2 separate regions of the Homo sapiens genome follow, and region 1 is linked to region 2. The links are chromatin contacts, found by Hi-C or POLR2A ChIA-PET in ENCODE. All regions are on one chromosome and are shown on one strand. Each heading gives the region's core, a stretch centred on a gene start or an enhancer-like site at or near the end of the contact. The rest is flanking DNA. Distances are from core to core; before and after follow the strand shown. Region 1 overlaps LOC124901429 (a long non-coding RNA gene). Region 2 has its middle 100 kb from the start of PLEKHG1.

Evidence for each region. A loop is a pair of places that touch in the nucleus more often than their neighbours do. ChIA-PET counts read pairs that join two places held with the same protein, here RNA polymerase II (POLR2A).
Region 1: a map of cardiac septum shows a loop between it and region 2 (1.8-fold over the local background). The contact joins two enhancer-like sites. A Hi-C loop is called at or near these places in 1 of 168 maps with a recorded cell type or tissue (cardiac septum). POLR2A ChIA-PET finds 5 or more read pairs at or near these places in 1 of 52 experiments (HEK293).

Annotation. Positions count from the first base shown.
Region 1 is chr6:150,568,689-150,575,544 of GRCh38, forward strand. It overlaps LOC124901429 (a long non-coding RNA gene), which reads right to left. Exons shown (of 2, transcript XR_007059810.1): 2 at 4,229-4,749. Among named protein-coding and RNA genes, the nearest start is that of PLEKHG1, 28 kb to the right of the region's middle. Within about 2 kb of position 4,462, at least 2 of the 41 ENCODE cell types and tissues checked have a DNase peak (open chromatin) inside an H3K27ac peak, as active enhancers do.
Region 2 is chr6:150,491,826-150,498,457 of GRCh38, forward strand. No RefSeq gene overlaps it. Among named protein-coding and RNA genes, the nearest start is that of PLEKHG1, 100 kb to the right of the region's middle. Within about 2 kb of position 1,251, at least 7 of the 41 ENCODE cell types and tissues checked have a DNase peak (open chromatin) inside an H3K27ac peak, as active enhancers do.

The DNA.
Region 1 (6,856 bases), core at 3,212-5,711, 80 kb after region 2:
ATGGCGAGACCTGTCCCTACACATACACAAACATTAGCCAGGCTTGCTGGGGCACACTTATAGTCCTAGCAACTAGTGAGGCTGAGGTGCGAGGATTGTTTGAGCCCAGGAGTTCAAGGTTACAGTGAGCTATGATCATGCCACTGCACTCCAGCCTGGGTAATAGAGCAAGACCCTGCCTTAAAAACAAACAAACAAAAATGTGTAGACATACATATGCACTTCATCTCAGGAATCCTTCGTTGACTACAACTGAGTAAAAGGAATGTATGTTTAAGATACAATAAAGTCCATTCTCGGAACACTTACTGAATCTCTGAAAATCATGGATTTTTCATGTTGTGAAACATAGGTCAGGGGAGGGCACCCCTAAAAGACCTCACATAACCATAGGGAAAAACTGTATGGTTTTTATTGCACTGTGGTTATAGTTTCAAGGTTTTAGACTGCAAGACTCTAAAATGTGATTACTTCCCTTAGCATTGAGCAGGAGAGCTTGTTGATTCCAAATCAACACAGAGTGAGTGTGCGTGGGTATATTCTGCTCGGAAGTCAATTCCTTCATTCATCAGCTGATAATGAAAACAAAATACTTTGTTTCTGGAAGGGGGGGGATCTATGGAGCCATATATCCAAGAGATGTCAAGAGGCCCCAGTTCATTAAAACTATGAGGAATGAGGTGCCAGAATGAGGCTGGAACCATTTAAGATTAGTGGCTGGGATCAAAGGTCTGTGATGAAGTCTTGGGAATTGTCAGCAGCTGATGTAGGCACAAGGATGAAAGAAAGATTATTTCATGATGCTAAGGTTTTCATTTTCTGGTTATAAATCAGTATTTGTTTATGTCAGTTTACCTTAATGGGAACATTTAGTCACATAAGATATTTTAATATAATTTATTACTGCCCCAAGTCGAAAACACCAAGAGATACAAGACCCTGCAGGGAAGGAATCCCTGCTTAGAGTGCAGATGGCCAGTTCCATGCTCAGGACTGCCAGCTGCTGCTGGACGCCTCTAGTCTTTTCTTCTCTTTCTCTGTTGATACATTTAGGGATCCCAAAAGGCGATCCCTTGCTTAAACTTATATCCCTAGCTACTTGCCTTCTGTCCTGCTCTGTCGTTTTCTTGCTCAAGTCTTCAAGCCTGTGTTTGAAGACCCCACTCTTTCACCCATTTATTCCCTTCTTCAATCCCTGAAATTCCCACCACCACCTCTGGATGGGACCTGCACTTTCAAAAGCTTCTCTGATCTCCTTCTCTCTCCTCTTCTTCCTCCTCTCTCTGTCTCTCACTTCCCCCAACTTTCTCCCCTCTACTCTTTGCCTGCCCTCTCTCCCCAATTCGAATTCAGTGGTTTGATTGACCTCTCATTCTTTCCAGCCCTTGTTTGATCTTGGACTTTTTTTTTTTTAGACGGAGTTTTGCTCGTGCTGCCCAGGCTGGAGTGCAATGGCGTGATCTTGGCTCACCACAACCTCCACCTCCCAGGTTCAAGCAAATCTCCTCTCTCAGCTTCCCGAGTAGCTGGGTTTGCTGTCATGCGCCACTATGTCTGGCTAATTTTGTATTCTTAGTAGAGATGGGGTTTCTCCATGTTGGTCAGGCTGGTCTCAAACTCCTGACCTCAGGTGATCCGCCCACCTCAGCCTCCCAAAGCGCTGGGATTACAGGCGTGAGCCACCGCACCTGGCCCTCACGTCTCTATCTTTAGCTCTCTTTCTTCTCCCCCATCTCCTCTGCAGACCCTTCATTTACTCTATGACGCCATCCAAATCGTCATCTCCAGTGTTACTTTCTTATGTGACTACAGTCAATTCAGCTAAACTCAACACAGATTGGGCGCCAACCCCTGTGCCCAGCTGCTTATGAGATCGCTCTCACTATCTGTCCTGGTGGTGCTGTGGGCTGCAAATGCCCAGTGCTTAGTATCTTCCCTCCTAAATGACCTCCCTTCCCATAGGTCCCCTATCTGTCATCACTCATCCTGCTTCCTGTCTTTGAAGTGAAAAACCCTACCGTTTGATTCTTTCCTATTCCTCAGTTATAATATCCAAGCTGTCAGGTTTCTGACTTCAACAGCCCTCTTTGGTATAGCCTTTCTTTGCCCCGTCCCCAACTGCGATATTCATTTGGTTTCTTTCCTTTTGGCAGAGATTTCCATGTCTCCTGTAACAGTGCTCCTTCTACTGCTTCTTCCTGCACCAGGGCAATCTTTCATCTCCCACACCTATCCCTCCTCCTAGCATTGCAGCAGCCTGTAGCAGCATCTATAAGCTCTCCAGAGAACTCACAAGTCTTCCTGTCCAGGCTGCAGGATACAGCAGAGTCCGAGTGGCCAGGATTTGAAGCCTAATTCTGTGCCACAGTTTACCGAAGGCTTGCATGTGTATTCCTACCACATTGTCCTCCTAATAGCCCTGTGCAGTATAACGAGCAAAGGAACAGATGAATTAACCACAGATAATGAAACAAGAGTTTAGGCTGGTTCAATGCTTGCCCAAGGTTTAAGAGCTGATGACTGGTAGAAGCAGGACTCACATCACTCAAGTCTCAGGGGCAGAGCCCAGAGTTCCCTTGTATCTTTCAGAAACTAAACAATGATCGTTTTGTTTTGCTGAAATCTCCCAGTGGACCCTCACTGTCAGTGAAACCAAGTCTAATTTTATTAACCTGGCTCTCAAGATGGAACCCTCATGGTCTGGTTCCAAGTTACTTCTCTAGATTTATTTCCTGGAAAAATAAACTTATATACTGGATTCATGTACCACACTCCAGGAAAAGGTACCCCCTACAACTCATAGCTGATCCCCAGCTTCAACCTATTTTATAGTCAATTCTCCTTGCAGCAGCCAGAGTTGTCCTTCAGTAACGTGAATGAGCTCATGCTTTGCTCTACATTCTCAAGATAAAATCCCAAGTCATTACTGTGGTGCACCAAGCCCCGTATGATCTGGCCCTGAGGGTCTCTTTAACCTCATCTCTATAATTCACCTGCTTGGTAACTTGCCACGTTGGTTCATTTGTGTTCATTGGATACACTCTGCTGTTCCCTCTGCAGGCCCTTTAAGAGTGCTAGTCGCTCCACCTGTGGTGCTACATCCCCCAACACCTGCATGGTGGCCCCTGTCACTTCCAGAAGATTTTTGTTTGTTAGAAGGGCTTCCCTGATGACCCTCTTAAAAATATGTCCTTTGTCACTCTCTGCCCCTTATCCTGCTTTTATTTATTTATTTGTTTTTTTTTTTTTTTTTTTTTTGAGACACAGTCTCACTCTGCTGCCCACGCTGGAGTGCAGTGGCATGATCTCAGCTCACTGCAACCTCCACCTCCTGGGTCCAAGCAACTCTCATGCCTCAGCCTCCCGAGTAGCTGGGATTACAGGCGTGCACCACCACACCTGGCTAACTTTTGTATTTTTAGTAGAGATAGGGTTTCATCATGTTGGTCAGGATGGTCTAGAACTCCTGGACTCAAGTGATCTGCATGCTTCGGTCTCCCAAAGTGCTGGAATTATAGGCGTCAGCCACTGCACCTGGCCAGCTTTAATTTTATTTTCAGTGCCTAACAGCACCTGGCATATTATGGTATTTGTTTCGTGTCTTTCTCCTGCTATTAAAGCACAAGCTCCTTGAGGGCAGGGACTTTGTGTGCTCAGTTTATTCCTGGATTCCTAACACTGAGAACCATGCCTGCTGCACAGTAGCAAACATTTCCCAAACGAATCAGTTCATCAGTAAAAACAAGGCTGCTTGTTGTTTGGTGTCTCTACATTATTACCTATGCTGTCCTTTCTGCCTGGAATTTGTGGAACGTCCACTTTGCACCAGATCCTGCAAAAGACCTCAATGCTGTACTCTCTCTGCCTATTACTACCCAATTCACTGCACAGCTAAAATGTCATATTTTCCTGACCATCTCCAATCACTTCATCTGCTAGTGGTCTACTCTTGTCTACACCCCAATAGCCATGTCTTTGCATCCCTTTTATGACATTTATTGCCCCCTATCTGTAGTGAGGTTATTTGTGTACCAGATCCAATTCTCATTGTATTTGGGACAGTGCCTGGCACAGACTTTAACACATAGTATTTGAATAGAGTAGTATTTAGAGATACACTATGAGAGCATAATTGTGTATTCAATTCAATGTATAAATAGAAAAGTAAATATAAGTGGAAAAGCCTAGAATAGGTGCAAGAGTGTAAGTAACAAAAGGAAGAGAAAAATGGAGGAAAAACCCAAGAGGAGCAGAGATTTATTATCCTTCCAGAAAACACACATCCTTCTTTAGGTTAATCCCTTTCCATGAGAAAATGGCCTGGAGAAGATGACTGGTTAATTTCAGACACCCTTGACTTCCATTTGTCTATTGGAAGTCAGCTGGATGGCTGTGGGAGCTGGAGGGGCGGAGATAAGGACAGATGGCTATCACTGCTTGCAGTCTTCCGAGGGAGGAGCCGGTCCTGCCTGGGCCTACAGTTGTCAGCACTTTCCCCCGCTGGCCCTGCTGACACTGTTCTGACACCCTGTGCACCACCAGAAAGTTCACTGACCCTTCACAAGCAGGGGTCATAGGTCCATTTCCCAGCGTCATCAGGAATCACTCCAGGCTGTGCACTGACCCAGCTCAGGGAGCAGTGGCCAGCGATGTCAGCCAGCAGGAGCAGGGCAGGGCCCCAGGCAGGGGGGCTGGGGGCAATCTCAGACGAAATCAAAACCTTCATTGCAAAGTCCTGGGTGGTGGCTTCTGAGGAGAACATAAGAAACAGGAGGAGGGAGCAGTGGTAGAGGGGCCTCTCTGCAAGGGGTGCTGGAGGCGACTGCAGTGAGGTGTTTCCTGGTGAGTGGGTCAGATCAGCTCACACAGTGGGGATGAGCTCACAGAGAGTGGGCTGAGAGCAGACCAGGAGTGCACAGGTGGCTGCCCTGTCAGCCTTTTCCGGGAGTGGTGGTGGCGCTTGCAACAACTGCTCTGGCTTTGTCCCCTGCTGACCCAGTGCCAGCAGTCTTCTGCATTTACCCCAAGTTCATCTGCACCCCTTTCTTCCCCAGCCTTACCCCTCGCTCCCTTCCACGAGAGGCAGTATGAATAGACACTAAGTGTGGCATCCAAAAAGCCTCAAGCTCTGAAGAAGAGCCATATAACCCCCCTGCACCTTGATTTCTCCATCTGTAGAATGAGTAGGAGAATACTTACCTGCTCTATGCCTCAAATGAAATGCTTATGAAAAATTGCTACTAAACCATCATGCATACGGTACTCATGTTAGTTTTCTTTAGCCTCCCAGCTTATTTATTTCTTGTCTTCCTCATCTTTGCTTACCTGCCCCTTTACAAATCTGCTGTAATATGGGCAAATCATATTTGTAAAAATGCAATTAAGACAAATATAAAGGTTCAACCCCTGAAAAGAGGTAGCTTTGTGCTTATGTGTATAAACCAAAACCAAAATCTTATTTTTGTTCAAAATTTCAGGGCATTACAGATATTTTGCTTTAGGACATAAAAATATTACTTACAACTGATTGAAACAGGTCACACTAATTTTGTGTCAGATCGCCTTTGTTGGGTGCAGGAGATGATGTTTCTTCAACAGATCTAAGCACCGTGGGTGGCTTTTACTAAAGTGGGGTCCGAGGTTGCTTCGTGAGGTGATTCTAAGTGCGAGTGGGAATTGTTCTAGACCAGCTTTACACCTCCTGCCCCCCAAATTTCTCTCTCTTGCCTACTTGTGATCCCTAAAATGTCACCATCAATTAAATAAGGCAAGAGTACCAGGCTAGAATGACAAGCAATGTTCTCTCATGGACATGATTTAACTCTAGCTCATGTCCAACTTAGAACAACTTTCTAGAAGATAGTACAGAAGAGAACAACTATTTATGCATCTGACACAGAAGAGGGAGTGGTTAAAAGATTTTTGTGAACAAAAAGAGGAAGGAAGCAGTTAGACACTGCTTCTGGCCTCAAAGAGTTTCTGAGGTTCGAAGGGGCGCGCTTACTCATGCTTACTCCAGAGTCGGGCTTCTGTCTGGTGTGGGCTTCCCTGGACAGGTACAGTAAGAGTGCCTTACCTGGCCAGCCAAGAAGACAACAGAGGGTGCTGGACATCTGCGTGGGGGAGATGGGTGGGAGAGGTGGAGTCACCTCAAAGGAGGAGAAAGCACTGCCGTGTAAGGCGGGATGTTCTCTAATGCTATCACCACATATGGCTGAACTTGGTCTGTATGTATTAGATAGACAAGTAGGAGGTGCCATCTCCTATTTATTGTGTCCTACTATAATAAAAAAAAACCAGGCTGGGCACGGTGGCTCATGCCTGTAATCACAACACTTTGGGAGGCCAAGGCAGGCAGATCACCTGAGGTCAGGAGTTCGAGACCAGCCTGGCCAACGTGGTGAAACCCTATCTCTATTAAAAATATAAAAATTAGCCAGGTATGGTGGTGCATGCCTGTAATCCCAGCTACTCAGAAGGCTGAGGCGGGAGAATCAGCCTTGAACCTGGGAGGCAGAGGTTGCAGTGAGCCAAGATCACACAATTGCACTCCAGCCTGGACAACAGAGTGAGATTCTGACTCAAAAACAAAACAACAACAACAACAAAACCCAGCTACCTTTTCTTGCATACGTACTCTGTGTCAAGTACTATTCAAAGTCCTTTACATTTAAGCCTTACAGCAACTCTTTGAGGGAGGTCTATTTGCTCTTCCCATTTCACAGATGAGAAAACGGAAGCCTGGAGCCATTAAAGTAGCTGCTGCAGGGCTCTCAGCAAGTAGATAACAGAACCAAGATTTGAACCCAGGCCCTTGGACTCCAGGGGTTCACTCTCTTAGCCAGAAGCTGAGTCC
Region 2 (6,632 bases), core at 1-2,500:
GTCATGTCACTAATGGCTCCAGAACAGAGACCTCAGCCTGGTTTCTTCCTGGATGTGGAAGGTTGCAGCCCCCTGCCCCCTCCCCACGTTCTCAGCAGGTGTTCCTGCATTGCTCTATTTCAGGAGTTTAGGAAGCCTAAGAAATACGTGTGTATCCAGCTCTGTTTTCACAACAAGGGTCAAACCAAAAAACCACAGGTCAAAAGGAACCAGGAAAAGGAAAAAAAAAATACACTTTATCCATAAAATGTATTTTTAAACATCTGTTTTTCCTGTGCAGCTGTCTGGCCTGATTCCTCTCCATTGAAGAGCAAAATGTTTTGTTCTTTTTAAATGTATAATAATTAAAAATAAATTTTGAAAACTTACCTCAGGACCAGAATTTTTTTTTAGAATTGGAAAAGATCTCATAATTCATTTAATCCAACCCTTATTGTATGTAGGTGAAGAAATGACACCAGGAGGATGACTTGCTGGTTCGTGATGGGACTCACCTCTGCTAATGCAAGGGCTGACTGCCATAATCACCTCGTATGTGGACATTTATGACATCCCAAGACTCATAATTTCCCTTGAGAAGTTCCAAGTTTAGTAGATGGAAAAGATGTTGCCTGCTCCAGGTAATACTGGAGACATTAGGTGATGTGCCTCAAATTTCACAGCTAGTAACCTTACATCCCTGTTCAAAATTCAATGGTTCTTCTACATTAGAGATACAGCCTTTGGCCTGCCCCATCACTCTTCTCACCCCATCACTAGTCCCACCCTCTGCTGGCCCTACCCCTCTCTTGCCCCACCCTCTCTCTCGGGCCCCACCTTCTCACTGACCTGTCTTTTCATTGGCCCTGCCCTTCCAATGGCCCTACCCTCTTCCTGGCCCCACCTTATCACTGACCCGCCTTTTCATTGGACTTGCCCTCTCACTGGCCCCACCCTCTTGCTGGCCCCACCTTCTCACTGACCTGCCTTTTCATTGGCCCTGCCTTCTCACTGGCCCCACCTTCTTGCTGGCCCCTCAGGTCCTTCCATCCTCCCTCCTTGTGGTTGCATGGCTTCCCACATTCTGTGCCTCTGGTGGCACAGGGTTCCAGCACCATCATTAGCTGCGAGGGTGATCCCTGCAAGTCCCCTGAGATTCGAAATTTACCTTCCTCCTCTGTGAAATGAGAAGACTGGACTGGCGCCCTTCTAAGGATGTCTGCTGGAGGTCAGGTCTCTGGCTCGGGACAGACACAGATGTGAGAGAATCGCACCACTCTTGCTGGACTGGCACACCAGGCCCACATAGTGACTCAGCCATGCAGCCCTCGGCCCCACAGGTTTCTTGGCTCACTTCCCTGACTCTCCTTTACTCCCTTTGTCTAATAACGTGTCTGAAAGTAAACCAGTTTCCTGGGGAACATTGTTTTCCCATTATAAATTCCTTTACAGCAAGCACCAAGTGACTGGCTGTGCACTGGTTAAAGCTTAAGGGTATTTCCTGAAGGCTATATTCGGCCTGAGCAGATTTTTGTGTTTTTAATTGTTATTTTCCTAAGAGAAAAGGTCAATGGCTATATTGTTTAGAAAATAGATTCAAACTGGATACATAAATTTCAGTGGGAACGAGAAGGGTCCCAGGAAAGAGGAGTCCCTGACCATGAGCTGGGCATGTTAGGTCCACCGATTCATAAGGTCTCAGACCAGTTGCAATAGATGGTGCTATGGAAAGGCTTCATTTGGGATCAGGTTGGAGAAGGTGTGTGTGTAGAGGGGAGAGGGAATCTCCTCAAGTAAGCTACATGAGAAGGTGCCTAATACGGTATGGTTCTGTGTCCCCACCCAAATCTCATCTTGTAGCTCCCATAATTCCCATGTGTTGTGGGAGGGACCCAGTAGAAGATGATTCAATCATCTTCTTTCCCCTACTGTTCCCATGACAGTGAATGGGTCTCACGAGATCTGATGGTTTTAAAAATGGGAGATCCCCTGCACAAGCTCTCTTTTCACCTGCCACCATCCATGTAAGATGTGACTTGCTCCTCCTTGCCTTCCACCATGATTGTGAGGCCTCCCCAACCATGTAGAACTGTAAGTCCAATAAACCACTTTCTTTTGTAAATTGCCCAGTCTTGGGTATGTCTCTATCAGAAGCATGAAAACAGACTAATACAGTGCCTCAGAACTCCACGTGGCTGATCTCTGAGCTACTGTAGCCTCTGCCTCTCCTCATACCTATGGCCTCCTGGGTGTTCCCTATAACCTGTTAGGTGAGAGGACAGATAATTTAAAATGGACTTGAGGAGCAAAATGCCACATATCAAGTCTTGTTTTTAAGAAATTGTTACCAGCTGATGAAAATACACATGGAGTATCCACAATGCCTTTGGAACTGAACTGCTGTACTTATTCTTCCAGATTATTTCAGACAGTGAGGATGTTCTTTCTGAAATGTTCTTGTCTATTTCCAATGAGTAAAAATAGAAGAGGGGAGAAAAAGCCAGGGCCTGAGCCAGCTTGTGGGCCTTTCTAGGTCACTATTTTATTGGTAATCATTTTTTCATAACTGTGTATTTATTCCCTATGGGTGTGTCCTGGATTCCATGGCAAATATCCTTTGATGACCACAGCAGTGTCTTCCGATGAAGGTCCAGGGCTGCATCCCAAACACCCCCACCGACAGCTCAGCCAACAGGACGGATCACGACTGAAACAGATGTTCTTGCTCCCCCGGCCAAAAAGTTGGAGTCCCTCCCTGGAGATGAGACACTTCCCTTTGACACCAGAAGCACCTTCCTGATTTCATCAGATGAGATACTTGTTTGGGGAATGACCCCAATGTCTTGCCTTAAGCAAACAAATAAAATGTTTGAATTTAGTGAGGGCATGAACCCGATATGTAAAATGTAGAGTTAGGAAAATTATATTGTATAGAAAATAGCACATTATTTCCCTGGTGAGCCAGCAACCTCCCAAAATAATTGTGTAAAACAGAGGATAAAAAGAGCTCAGCAAGAAACCCTTATGTCCTCGAGAAGGCAACCAAATTGGAGAATGAGGTTTAGTATACGGTATTTCTCAACAAGAACTGTAAAACTGAATTAAAACCTGAAAGCAATGATAAAACTCTTACTAAAATATGTAGTCCATGCATTTCTTCTGTGTGATTCTTCCGTGCGATTCTTTAGAACTGAACTGAACACCTTTGGAACTGAAAGACTCTACTTACTCTTCCAGGTTATTTCAGACAATGAGGATGTTCTTTCAAAATTAACGTGCTTCTCAAAACTTAACAGGCACATGAGTCGCCTGGAGATCTTGTTAAAATGTAGGTTCTAATTCAGCAGGTCCTAGGTAAGGCCCCAGATTCTGCATGTCTAATAGGCTCCAAGGTTTACACTATTCTTAAAGCAGTGCAGTCATTTCCAAGTGCAGTCATTGGATCACTTGTATGAGAATCTCCTAAGTGATCTGTTGAAAAACACAGATTCCTGTGCTCCACCACAGACTTACAAAATCCAGTGTTTACAGTGATTGCCCAGGAATCTGTATTTAACACGCTTACCAATGATTCTTATTAAAGCTTGAGAACTGACACTGTCTATGGATAAATGGCTAATTTGGGATAACTAGGAAACTTGTAGGAGATGCCATGAGATTGTTGCACACCATGAAGAAGGTTTGGGCTGTGCTAAGTGGGTTCTTGTACTTTTACAGTAAGGAAAACTGCTAAGCAGTTAAGTGGCTGGGGCATAAATAGCAGGCGCTACCAAGTCAGGCAGTCCAGGTGACAGGGAAGGAGCTTACAGGAGCATTAATGATGATAGGATACTGTACTAATTTCTGTTGCTAAAAGAAACTATAATTTTCAGTATTGAGCAGATGTTCCTTACTTTAAAAAATAGTTATGATTTTGGAAAGTTGCAGAAAATTAAGTTTTTATTCTCTTATCTTCTCATTGACTTCCATTATAATTTTGGAGCAGTTTTGTCATCATTTATGTGAATTCTACAATTGGTGGCGGGTCCTAGCATTTCGTTTTTATCATTTCTAGTCCTCAGTCTCCATTTCTTTGATGGAAGAGAAAAGAATTTGTAAACATATGCTAACTTTCATCAAGTAAGTTGCTTTAAAAAGTACAGTAAGTCTTTGTTCAAGATTACACTTGTTCGGTAATAATGGTAGCTGACATTTGCAATGCATTTATTACGCACAGTACTTGGAACTGTGACAAGTCAATTAAGTTTATAATTTCAACCTATCCTAAAAACAATCATATGAATATGTGCCATTATTATCCCCATTTTCTGTTGCATGAATGAATTGCCCAAGGTCACATAGACCATGAGGGGTCAAGGTCAATAAGGGGCCTGGTGCCGGGGCCTGAGGCCTTAACACTGTACTTCTTAGAGACGCTTATTGATTTAATCTTTAAACATTTTTTATTCAAGAAATAGATGTAATTTACTTAAATGCAGTGTTTTCAAATTTAGTCTTTTTTCTTTACTTTTTTCCTTTGATTCTCCATCCCACCTTTTAACCCATCATCTCATATGAACTACTCAGACAACCTCATAATTATCTTTCCATACTTTTCTAAGTTTATCTAATTCCACACACCCACACACATAAACATGCCTGTATGGATGAAAGGTGACTTGTTATTATAATTTGACTCCCCCTGACAATTAGTGGTTTGATCATTTTCCATATTCATCTTAGCTGTGTGGATTTATTCTTGTGAAGTGATTATTCATCTTCTTTACTCACTTTTCTGTTAGAGTGCATTTCCCTTTTCATCAATTCCTGAGATCTTTTTGTGTATTACAGATATTGTAAGACACTATTCTCTGCCTTAGAAGTATTTTTCCAGATCTGCTGTTTTGTCCGTTTTTAAAAGTGTACAATTTGTATGGGTCAAATATGTGTTTTTAATTTTCTACCTTCTGAGTTTCTAGTCTTTGTTAATAACATCTTCCTCTCCCAATATTAGACAGATTTTCCTAGATTTTTCTGCAGAAATTATTGCTTATTTTATTTATTTACTTCTTTTGGCATTCAGTCTATAAGCCATCTGGAATTTATTTTTTATATGAAGTAAGTAGGCGCCCAATTTTATTTTACAGATAGTAGCAGTGCTTATTTTAAATAATCCATTCTTTTCCCACTAAATTTAAATCTCACTTAAATTATTAGCTATGCTCTATTTATTTGCCTTTATTTTTGCATTCTTCTTTCTGTCTCACTCTTATTTATTTATTCCTAGATGAATACCCTATTGATGCGATTACAATGCTTTAGAGTTTTCCCATATTTGGTAAGGCAATTATTTTTCTAAAGTATCTTGACCACAGATAGTTATTCTCCTCTATAAATTTTAAGATCCTTTAATCTAATTTAAATATTTGATGGAATTCTAACTGGAATTGCATTATGTCCAAATGCTAATTTAGGGATATCAATATTTTTATTGTAGTAAGGCTTCCCACCCAGGAATATGTAACATTTTTCTACTAGTTTGGAAACTCTTTCATGTCCTTTAATAAGATTTTATTGTTTTCTTCTTTGAAATCCAGTGTATTTTTGTTACTCCTCTATGTTTTAGGGTTTCTGTCTGTATGATAAGTGGGATATTTTAGCCATTTCTTTTTGGTGCTTTTTGATTAAATTGGAGGTGGGGGAATATTGATTTTGAATATTTAGGTTATATCTAAAAACCTAACATGATTTTTATTAATTCAATTATTAGTCTCAGATGTTTATAGCTACATGGTAGTATAATCAGTAAGCTCTAGTTTTCAATGTTTATAATGTAATTTCATTTTCTTATCTTACTAAAAATTTCTAAGAACCTTGAGGCAGTGTTGGATCTTTTTGATAAAACGGAGCATTTCTGTTTATTGACCAATTTTAACTGAAATGATTTTATGAATATGCTATTTAGGATTAAATTGTGATTGATTTTTGATAGTCTTCACTATATTTATACAGCATCTGATAGTCCTATAAGACTTTGAGATTTAAATAAAAATAACTGCTATTTTGTAAACTGATTTTCACTTTAACAAGAGACACTCTAAACACCACATGAAAATAGCTATACTTACATGCCTTTTTTTCTTCTCTCTCTCGAGACAGGGTCTTGCTGTGTTTCCCAGAGTGGTCTTGAGCTCTTGGGCTCAAGCAGTCCTCCCAACTCAGCCTCCTAAGTTGCTGGGAGTATGTCCAGCGAATTTTTATGGCTACAGAGGGTTTTATTTGCTGGCTGTACATAATTAATTACTACAAACCATATGGTTAAAGTTTTAGATGGTTTTCAGAGTTCACCAGTATGAAAACCATCACAATAAATATAATTGTAAAATGCCAGCATTTTCAACAGCTTCTATGGCATGGATATGTCCCTGTTTATTCAATCTTTTTCCTATTGATGGGACTTCAACTTTTTGCACTCTTTTGCAACTACAGCTAATGCTTCAACATATTTTCACATATATCCTGGGGGACCTACGTTTATATTCTATAGAGTAATTTCATAAATAAAGAATTGTGTGCTGGTTCAATTATTTTAATTCTATTTGCTTATCTTGCCAGATTGCTTTTCAAAAGAAACGTAACAATTTATACTTTCACCTGCTATGTATGATAATGAT